2 separate regions of the Homo sapiens genome follow, and region 1 is linked to region 2. A link is a loop called in an ENCODE intact Hi-C map of the cell type or tissue named here. Cell type or tissue: PC-9. All regions are shown on one strand. Links, peaks and the distances in the headings refer to the core of each region. The heading gives the core; the rest is flanking DNA.

Region 1 (5,381 bases), core at 121-5,120, 57 kb before region 2:
GATCTCCAAAGTCAGGCACACACAAGATAACCCAGTGTGGTACAGGAAAAATACAGACCATTGGACTAGAACAGTTCCATTCTCATACATTTGATAATGGACTTAACATGTAAGTATACATGCACCCACTTTATGAATAAATATGCGTAAGTCTGTGTTATGATTAGTCTCTTTTACCATTGAGGTCATGTGCTCAAACAAGTTTAGAGACTCCTTTGTTAGCCAGTCACCATTAATATAGAACAGAAAAGATTAATTTTTGGTGGAATGGATGAAAATATTAAGAGGTTTCAAACTAAGTATCAATTTTATAATCAATTGTAGAGATTCCTTTGTTAGCCAGTCACCATTAATATAGAACAGAGAAGATTAATTTTTGGTGGAATGGATGAAAATGTTAAGAGGGCTTCAAACTAAGTATCAATTTTACAATCAAGTATGATAATCTTCCTTGCAGCATTGTATGGTATGTTGGTGTGAACTTGGTAGCCCTTGGGTTATTTCCTGCAGAAGTCTAAGGGTGTGAGATGTAACATTTTCCGTATATTGTTAGCCTCTGTATGTGCATAATAGAGTGAAGAACTTCCTGAAGGGGGTACAACACAGCTAGTGTTATCATTCTATATCCAAAAATGGCAGAGGGAGAAAGTCAAAGGGACCACCATTAATATTTTGCTGTTTCAGTATTCTTTCTATAAGTATTTGCATACATTTTTGGTTTACTAAATTATGATTATGTTGAACAGTGTTTTATAATCCAGTTTTTTTCACTGTGTATTTTTCCTTGTCAAAGGGTGAGAATAAGACAATAGATTCATGATTGTGAAGGTCATTTTCGGTGGTTCGACCTCTTAGTTCTGAGACTCAGCCCCTGGAAAGTCTGCCCTTGTTGCTTGCACTTGCTTTGTAAATCCAAAAACCCAACTGCTTTGCAGGCAGAACTACAGCCTCCACATGCACCATGATTCAGGTAGACCAGGAGTGCCTTCTCCTTTCTGTACTAAAAACACCTGAGAAAACCATATTGAGAGGAGAAGGCTTTGAAAGATGCATAGACTTGACCTGAACCTGGAAGTCCTCCCAGCCAGGTGGGACCTTAGGATCCCCAGGCTGAGCTGTAACCAGCTGTGCCAAGCAATGACCTACTTCTTCCAGTTCCAAGTTCTCCATCAAAAGAATTCTGACTGCTTCAGAGAAAATTCTTGTCCCTCTACCCCCACCACAGACATAGGCACTAGGTAATATTGACATGTGAAATAAACTTCCATGGGTATCCTTTGATTCCAACAAAACTAAGAACAAACATCTTGGATATGAAAATAAAGCATGAAGGTACTTAGTAACTGCCACCAGTATTAATAGGACACGATTAATGGGAACCACTAAGGGCCATGGCATAGACAAAGTAGGCTGCCCACCATGAGCAGTTCCCTGGCAGTCACCAAAATTCACCCCCTTTCCCACTCCAGCAGGCTCGTCGGAATGCAAGGGATGTGATTATATGGGTAGACTTGGCAATGATATTTTTAGAAGCCAATCTTATTCTTAAAATTTTAACACGTTATTACCTCTTATTAGTTTCAAGTTACTGTGTGATACAGCACTGTGCCTAAAAAATCTGGCTGTGAATGATATCTTCTGATTACTGGTGTCCACTGCTGATTCTCTGTAACCAGTGAAACCTGCTCCATCTCCATAGGGGAGGGCTTAGGACCTGGAGAAACCTTGCTAGATTTCTGCAACCTAGCTGGGGTCCAAAAGTATTGTTAGCATCCACATTTTTTATATACCGTTCAGTTAACAGCATGGACATGTTTGTGGAAAGCTTCAGATGCCCATTCCTCTGTTAAGCATCAGGTTCCCCGGATCAAAGGGGTAGGAGGGTCTTATGCAGTCTTCAGAATGGTCTCTGGGTTCCACCTTTATTAACCAAGGGAGGCTTGTGGCGGGGGTCGAGGAGGTGAGCCAGCCACCACACAAGCAGTTTTAGACCCTGTGTGACTTCCTTAGTTATCTGTGGAATGCAGTTTGGCAGGAAGGTTCTGGCTTGCAAATAATTCAAGTTTTATCAGTCATCTCTAGTGGCCAGTCCCTCCATTTTAATCACTTTAGAGCAACCCAAGAGGTCTTTGGTGAATGGTCATTTCAGTTCTTTGTAAATACTTCTGAATTGGAACATTTCTGTATGAACAGCCCAGATAAACAAAGGGCCCAGTGTATTGGGTTTTGTTGGTATTTTTACCAAGTTTGTTGAGCCAGCCTTCTTCATACAAGTCCATTCTTGGAATTCTAAACATGACTAATGGCAGACTTCTGAATGCTACCTATAAGCACAAAGCTTTTGTAATTGACTTTCTTTAGCGGTGACCCTAGGCTTGTGGTCCAAAAGCTGTTGATGAGGAAATTGCTTTCTGGGTTTGGCCTGGGGGATTTTCCTTGTCACAGTAGGGTGTGCAGAAGTGAGTTGCTGCCTGAGATCAGTGTTAGGAGGTTTGAGGTTGCATCTGATTGATTAGTAATGTCTTCCATGGGCATAGGTGGGAGTGATGACCTGCTCTCAATCTGTCACCCCACAGGCAACCTACCAATATAAGGTCTTACCCCACCAACACTTGAAGCCAGCCACTGGGGACTTCACAGCACCTTGGTGAGGGGTCCTGTTAGTGAGGGACTTAACTGAGATTACCAAAAATGAACCTCTGACCTCTGAGCAATGTCTGGCCAAAGCATTTCTTCTTTCCCAAATGGAAGATGCCTTTTCTACCTTGGAGCCTGTTTGCCTGGGTTTTCAAGGTCATTTCAGTAGTGCAAAAACTCTGCAGTTCTGTGAAATGTCTTCCAGATCCAAGCACTGAGTTGATTGGTGTTCTGTAGGCAGAACTGTCGGGTTTGATCAGGGCTTCCCCCACAAACCTTTCTCCATCAAAGATAAGAACTTTAATACAGATTAAACCCCACAGCAGCAAATTCCAGGAGACTCTCTAGGTTCATCACTTGTATTAGAACATGATGGCATCAAAGTATTGACCGGGGCTTAGAGATGTTAAACAGAGATCTTCTGGTAATAGTTTTTATAAGAGGATTTGATTTGGGGATAAAATTGATGATTTTGGCCAACTTGTGTCTTTGCTCTAACTTCTTTAAAACTAGAGTAAATAAGTAGATATTTTTATTTTATTTCCTTGTAATAAATATTTTTACATATCATTATATAAAGTCCCTTTTGGCTCTTGTCAGATTTTTCCTGCTTTTAAAGGAATTTTATCTATAATTTTATTCAATGTTATTTTTCAGTCTTCACACTTTAAGGATGACTTAACTCTTACAGGTTGGAATGCTTAATCCAATTTCAAATATCAACTTTAGTCCACTCAGAAATCAACGTGTCATTCAACCACTGAGATTCACATGTGAAAATGTAAGAGCTAACGGTGGAAGGGCGTCTGTCTACATGTGCGCTCTGTGGACCACGCTAAGTGGAGATTACCGGAGTGTAGAGAAGAGAGCATTTGGTGGGGACATTGGCACCCTCTGGGCATTTTTACATTTCTGTGACATCCGCACTGCCGCATGTCACAGAGGGGCAGTCAGTCAGCACGAGGTGCTGCAGAACAGGCCATCCTGAGCAGAAAGCCAAAGTGGGCCCATTTGTTTCTTGGGACTTTCAAAGGGCACAGCCCCCACCTTTAGAAGTAAGTCGTTTGACTTGCTGGAACAATGGTGTGCAAAGAACCTCGCTGTTCAATCGGTGCAGTGCGATGCCAGGGGCTCAGCTGACTTAAGCACTGTTGAGCTGCAGCCCTGACACCACTGTCTGTCTTCTGTCCCTCTCTGCCGGCCTCTCCCCAAGCTGAGCGCAGTGTCCTGCACCTGGTGAGGCCTCAATACATTTTTGTTGAATTGAAATGGGTCCTTCATTGCTGGTCCTTATATCCCTACCCCGGGTTGGGACCATCACAAAGGGCCTTCCATGGTGCCATTGACGGCTCTGAATCAGTCATTAACACATCCTCAGACATCTCCAGTATTGATGTGGCTGCTCACTCCACCCCTCGCCAGTCAGCACATCTGCACTGTCACTGGTACAAAGGACAGAGCCAAGGAGGCCCTGGTGGGAGCCTGATATAATTCCCCAACAAACCCTTCACTGTCTGCACAACGCTGCTGATGCAACAAGCTCCACGCATCTGCGGCTGTGGAAATGTGTTTCGTCTTGAGCTTTAGGTCAGTGTTAATACATTTTTATTAATAAGCCGCTGCAGGGTGTGGGATATGAAATCAGCTTTAGAGCTGCATGGTATCTTATGGAGTTGCCTGGCTGATTCCCACCTTCATTTTACAGAGAAGCAAATGGAGGCGTGATCCAAAATGAAATTTGATTTTTTTAAAGGGGTGAAGACTGTGTCTTTTCTGAATTTCAAAGAAACCAAGTAAATGCAAACTGGACCCCGATGATAACACATTTAAAATCAATTGTTGAGCTCTTCTTTGCTCCAGGTAATAAGAGGAGGAGGGGGAAGATTCAGATTTGTGGGGGATGCCAGCCCATGTCAAGGGTCAGAGAAGCTGCGTGTCAGGTCTCAGCACAGATCGAAGAAGAAGCCGGGAGAGGAGGAGGGGCAGGAGCTGGAGAGAGGCCCATCAAGGAAAATGGCACAGCCTCCCCTTCCCCGGGACTTAGCTCTGAGTTTCACTGATGGGAACCCTTGGGTTTAATTTATCAGTGGGTTCCTAATCCCTCCCTACCCCAAGACAGCAAAGGAAATGGTGACCACAGGACACCCACAGAGGGAGAAACTGGAGACCTCTGTTTATCCAAATGAGTTTAGTCTGCAATTAAATGTTTTCAGGCCAAAACTTCTGCCTTGTGGTTCAGGGTAACTGGGGCCCTGTGGGAGCTCCCTGTTTAAGATGGGCTTCAAGCAGCCACCATTCCTCCACTATCCCTTGGACCTGCATCACACATCCAGAGCAGTATCTGCCCAGCAAGGAGCCAATTCTCTATGGCCAGGTGCTCTAGAGACAGACAAGAAGTGTAGAGAGCAACTGCCTTGCAGCCCCACCAACCTGGTGAAAAACTACGAACACATTTCCTCTTTTACCATCTACTCCATCCCACTTTAATCAGTTCCCCAGCCACAAAGCCCTCCACCATGCTGGGGGACATTTAGGCGTTTTGCAGACCCATCCTGCCTAGGTCCCATGCCAGTTCTCTACCCTCACCCCTACCTGCCTGAGGGACCCTGCTGGTCCCTGGCTCATCCCCCTGCAAGGCCAAGACCACCAGCCTCCCTGGCACTGGTGCTGCTGCCACTGTGTGGCCTGGCGGGAGGGGAGAGGCTGTGCGTTCTTTGACTTAGACCACACTCCTCTAGCACAGC
Region 2 (5,381 bases), core at 123-5,122:
CAACTTAGTTTGAATCAATGTTGTGGAGGAGCTGACTTGCTCATCTTCACTTTGCTGGTCTGGACCCATCATAGGAGTCAAGAAAATAAAAAGCATTAGTTTCAAAGGAAAGCTAAAGATGTTTGCTAAATATGTATGGCCCCTACCAACCTGTAGTTTCATAAAGGTTAATTGGCTGCTTTAAGCTCCACTACCTCAGTTTCCCCCATCTGCAAGATGGGGACAAAACCTTGACCTATTCCCCATCTTTTCACATCCCATTTTATTGCCTCTCAAGGACAAGGAGAACTGAAGTGCAACCATATCGTCAGCTGAGAAGATGGGCTTTGCTAAAGATTTTCTCATTTCACCCGTCTCTTCAGCTTCACGTGAAAGTCCCCCTTCTCCTGCCCCCAGGTCTGTAGCTATTGCCTTAGCCCTCAGGAGTAGGGAACAAAGGAAGGACATCAGCTAAGTTGTGGGCTTGATGCTTGTCTAAAGAGTATCCCATCCCTTTTTTTTTCTTTCTAGTGATGTAGAATGGGAGGGAGAGGGGGGTAGGGAAGGATGGTGTCACAAACACACAGTCTGAGAGCACCGAGCCCTAAAACAGAAAAATCTTCATCCTCTCACCACCTATGCTTCAAAGATTCATAAAAGCATGTCACTAGAAGCATCGCGTGAAGTGAACTAAGAGGCACTTGAGGGTGCATGATAATGTTAGCTGTGCCTTGTCACTTTGTTAAAGAATGTGCAAGTGCAGGGAGAATCCAGCAGTGAGTGCCCAGGCAGGCAGAACTCTTCACCCACCACACCCTCCCCCCCAACCTCGACCACCCACCCCCACCCACAGTTTTTTAGCCCAGGGTTAAGACGGCAGGTCCATTATATAGTGGACCATCTTTCATGGTCCCTATGAAGTTCAACTGAGTCCCAAGTTTGCTTTTTCTGAGTCTGAAAAGGTTTGCCTTGAAGTTAAGGTGACAAGAGAGTGACTGATTCCTGAAAATTTCTTGCAGAATGAAGGATGAGGTTGGACTTCTCAGTTTCTGTCCAGAACAAGGATGGAGAGGCTCAGCAGCACCAACAGGTCAGTAGGTAGGTTTTTTCTGTGCCATATGATTGGGTTCTGAGTTGCTGTAGCCATGGCGTTGGGCCAGACACATGATGGTCTGCTTTTGAGGCTCAAGGGTATTGTTATTTCCATCTTAGCAATAAGAAAACAAGCCCAGAGTGAGCACTGGACAGCGTTACAAGGCTGTAGAACATAGCAAAGTCAGGGGAGTGGTCAGCTCTGGGGCATGGAGACATGACTCATGTCCCTGCCCCTCTCCACCCTCTCCCTGGGATTCACTTCCCATGGGGAAGGGGTCTTTGCTCTTGTCTGTGCTTCAGACACTGTCTCAGAATATGGTCTTTCAGTGTCAACATTAAAATTTAATACCTAGGGTTATGGAAGTGTTTTACTTTGAGCAAAGTCTCAGGGATATTTTTCTAAGCATTCCTCATTCAGTTATGTCAGTAAATAATTGCACAAATAATTTTTTAAAAAGTGTTACCAAGAAAGCTGCATGGACCCCTTGAATTCTGTCCCCTGCCTTGGTCTCTCCCACTTTCGTGTTCTTCCTGTTTGTGCATCTGAATAAGCCCCTTCCCCAGGCATGTGAGCACATCCATTTGCAGGAAAGCTGCCCCCTAACCCCAGGACTGGAGGCTTTTTTGAGGTGTGGTACAAAGAGCCAGAGTTCCAGAATTCACCAGCTCCAGCTCACCTGTGTCTCCCTCAGGGGCGAACAGAGGTGGATCCTTGAGCTGCTCCAATAATGACATTCTGGAAGATTCATGTCAACCTCTGTGCCTCAGCCTAGAGTTTGGGGAGAGGACCCCCCCATGAGGCGACTGCTCACAGCCCTTAGAAGTTGGTTAAGAACTATAGGGTGATTTGGATTTGTAAGTTGTCCTTCAATTTTGCTAGTGATTTCTCTAAATAATGGCCAGGAGATCTGACAGGTCTGGAGGTGAGACTGAAGTGAGTCATTGCCGGTGTCAGCATGTGTGTGCCAGTGTCTCCCAGCTCAGGCTGCAGAGTGTAAGAGAGGGTGACTCATTCGTTCTCAGAAGCCTGTTCTTGGTTACCTTTCCCTGAGTATTTTGTGGTGGTGTTGAGGTAACTCATTTTGTTCAGAAGCAGAACTTCCCCTTACTGCTACTCTAGGAAATCATGTTTCATTAAAGGGTTTTCTTCCTCCAAAACTCTATTAGCTGCTGCATTTTTTAAGAGAGAGTTTCTTGGGAGAACTACTGGAGAGAAGAGAATATAAACATATTGTTTTAGTCCTGTTCTTGCTTTGCTATAAAGAACTACATGAGACTGGGTAATTTATAAAGAAAAGAGAATTAAATGGCTCACGGTCCCACAGTCTGTATAGGAAGCATGGCTGGGGAGGCCTCAGGAAACTTACAATCATGGCAGAAGGGGAAGCAGCCTAGGAAATTTCACAGGGCTGCAAGGCCAGGAATTGTGGGGAGGAAGCAGGACTTTCAAAAAGAAAAATTAGGTCTCTGCTGCTAACCAGAAATGCCCAGCCAGGCCTTTGAGGTCTCAATGCCAGTCAAGTTTTCCAACAAATATACTTTCCAAATATACATTTTGTCTGACAAGAAAGCATTTTGAGTTCCGGCAACAGAAATGCAAGAGCTGAGGCAAAAGAGGTGGGCATGCAAGAGGAAGTGAGAACGGCTTACCTGCTCCTGTGGGCAGAGCCCAAGGGCCCCCTCTGTCTGGGCGGGCAGTCTCAGGCTTGCCAGGATGGTTTGTCCCCAGGGTCCTGGGCAGGCAGCAGGATAAGCGAGGTCAGTAACCCCATGAGTACTGACCACAAGGTCAGGGCATTTGAGAGAAAATGGAGACAGGATTGTCTCGTTCACTTATTAGTAGGCATTTGTCATATACCAGGTAAGGAAATAATCCTCCCATTGTCAATATATCTTAATCCTCGTGTTGTCTATATGTCTTTCAAGGCTTGCAGGGGAGGGAAATGCTTTGTCAGAAGAAATCCCTTTTCGGAGATAAATGCAGATGCACCTCCTTTTACATAATGGGCATGGCCCTTAAAATGAAGTGTGTCTCACACATGATATTCGGGGCAGCAAGGAAACTTGCCTTTTCACACAGTCCTCCTAGAGCTTTTGAGGACGTCACTCCTTAGGTGGGTTTTGTGTAAATTGAGTTTCCGTAAAGGTTTTTCTGCAATTTGGTTTCCAAAATAGCAACAAATACTATTCAGTAAAGGCAAGGAGGTGACAATCCTTAGTGCCTCAAGTCCTAGCCATCTCTGATGATCAATACTCATGGGATCTTCACTTCCTTGTTATTACTGCCTTCCCAACTGCCCTCTACCAGCCTGGTAACTGAGATGACCACAATTTTTTAAAAAAGAAAAAAATCCAACCACCTTAAAGCATTTAAAATTCAAATAAGAATTAGAAAAGCAGAGTTCTGAGAACAAGGTCAAAAGAAGGTCTCTTTCAGTTGTATGCAAGTGTCACAGTTAAATCCTTGTGAATAGAAGAATCCAGGAACTTCCATCCCTCAGACAGGTTGAGAGAGTATGGAGCATAACTCTACAACCACCCAAAATATAGGATTTAGACAACTTCAATTTGGCCAAAAAAAAAAACGCAACTAACTAAGGCATGAAATTCACACTGTGGAAAAGAAGAAATCATAAATTCCCTCCCTGATGCTAAGTCGCGTTCAGGCAAAAGCAAATTTTCTGGCAGTGAATCAACCATTAAAAAAAGCTGCTTGCAGCACAGGGCACAGAGCAGACTTCTCAAACACTGGTGCTTATTATTCTGCTTCCAGCCTTTATTTCTCCTACCCCTCCCCTCTGAAAGCCGCGCTCAAATACAGCAATCCATCCACAGAAGAGCTACGCCTTTCCAAGATTAATTACAAGCAGGGGCCACGTGTCTGGGCTGGATGTGTGATTGATCCTGCAGGAGGAAATGCAGTGGGAAGCTAATGAGAAGCTAATGCTTGCTGCCTTTTATCCAGTAAGCAAAGTTCAAAGATGTTTACATTCTGCTAGTTAAGCAAGACCTAAGATGAATGGACTGTCTTCTCAGCATGAATTCTCGCCAAGGCAACACATGTATGTGTCTCAGAGGACCTCACCTGGGCCACAGAGGCCAGAGGGTCAGAACTCCTAATTTTGCAAATAGCTTGATTCCATCATGTTTTAATTAGCAAACTGATTATATTCAAGAGATTGGTGAATGAAAAGTAGATTAAGATCAGTGCAGCAGAATTGGGATATATAGGGTTAGAATTGGGATGTATAGACCAGTGGGAGGTATGGAGACTAGATAGGGGTCCTTGCAGCTAATTCTATAATTGGCAGGCGAGAGAGTACTCTTAGCACACCCGATGAAATGTGCTAAGATGCTGGAATTTCCTAATTTTTACAGAAAAGAAGTCTTGTTTTTTGCTACATCCTCCCCCGGGAGAAAAATTAAAAACTGAGTATGGGATTCATCAAAACAATAAAAGGAGGAGGAAAATATTCCATGTGGCATAGCTATACCTTGGAAAAAATAAATGACAAAGAGAGTTGGTAATTCAGGAGGTCCACCCTCGACTCTGATGCCTAGCAGCTGAAATGGCATCACACCAAAGATGTGTTGTGTAGCCCTGTAGCCTGGAAAGCTCCTGGTCTCTATGGCCACTTGCTAGCTATGACTTTGGGTAAGCTAATTGTCATTTCAAAGTTTCCATTTCCTTAAGTGAGAAATTGGTAAAACAGTACTATTTCAATTAAAGAAGATAATGGTCCGGGTGCTGTAGCTCACACCTGTAATCCCAGCACTTTGGGAGGCCGAGGTGGGTGGATCACAAGGTCAGGAGATCGAGACCATCCTGGCTAACATGGTGAAACCCCATCTCTACTAAAAATACAAAACATTAGCTGGATGTGGTGGTGGGCGCCTGTAGTCCCAGCTACTCTGGAGGCTGAGGCAGGAGAATGGCATGAACCCAGGAGGTGGAGCTTGCAGTGAACCGAGATCGCGCCACTGCACTCCAGCCTGGGCGACAGAGCAAGACTCCATCTCAAAAAAAAAAAAAAAAAGAAGATAATGAATGTGAAGCATCCAGGCTGGTAACAGAAACATAGTACATGCTCAACTCATGATAAGGCTATTTGTTAGACGTTCCAGTAGCACCTGGGAAAAGCAGGAGGGAAAGGGCAGTGTTCAGTGGCTGGGTTGGCAAGGGAAGCATACTGCTCTTTTGTGTAGCAAAATACTTTTCACACAGAGGGCAAAAATCCTGTCCTGACACCTCTGACACCAAATAGGTTTAATGTCCTCCCCTCACAGTTACCATAATGATGTCTAGG

Evidence for each region. Hi-C counts contacts between places; a loop is a spot of excess contacts. Peaks named below come from ENCODE experiments on the same cell type or tissue, not always from the same donor. Only the 100,000 strongest peaks of a DNase experiment are listed, where the experiment ranks them.
Region 1: it touches region 2 in a loop (5-fold over the local background); 3 of 110 quality-filtered maps call a loop at or near these places.

The regions. Positions count from the first base shown.
Region 1 is chr3:44,046,282-44,051,662 of GRCh38, forward strand. The region is part of intron 2 of LOC124909489 (a long non-coding RNA gene); the gene reads left to right. Among named protein-coding and RNA genes, the nearest start is that of MIR138-1, 65 kb to the right of the region's middle. In PC-9, for the core only: no CTCF peak of the experiment used is centred there; DNase peaks (open chromatin) are centred at 1,710 and 2,180; H3K27ac peaks cover 2,816 bases.
Region 2 is chr3:44,103,059-44,108,439 of GRCh38, forward strand. LOC124909489 (a long non-coding RNA gene) reads left to right here. Exons shown (of 5, transcript XR_007096256.1): 3 at 999-1,069. Among named protein-coding and RNA genes, the nearest start is that of MIR138-1, 8.5 kb to the right of the region's middle. RefSeq lists an enhancer at 1,794-1,953. In PC-9, for the core only: no CTCF peak of the experiment used is centred there; a DNase peak (open chromatin) is centred at 2,063; H3K27ac peaks cover 1,676 bases.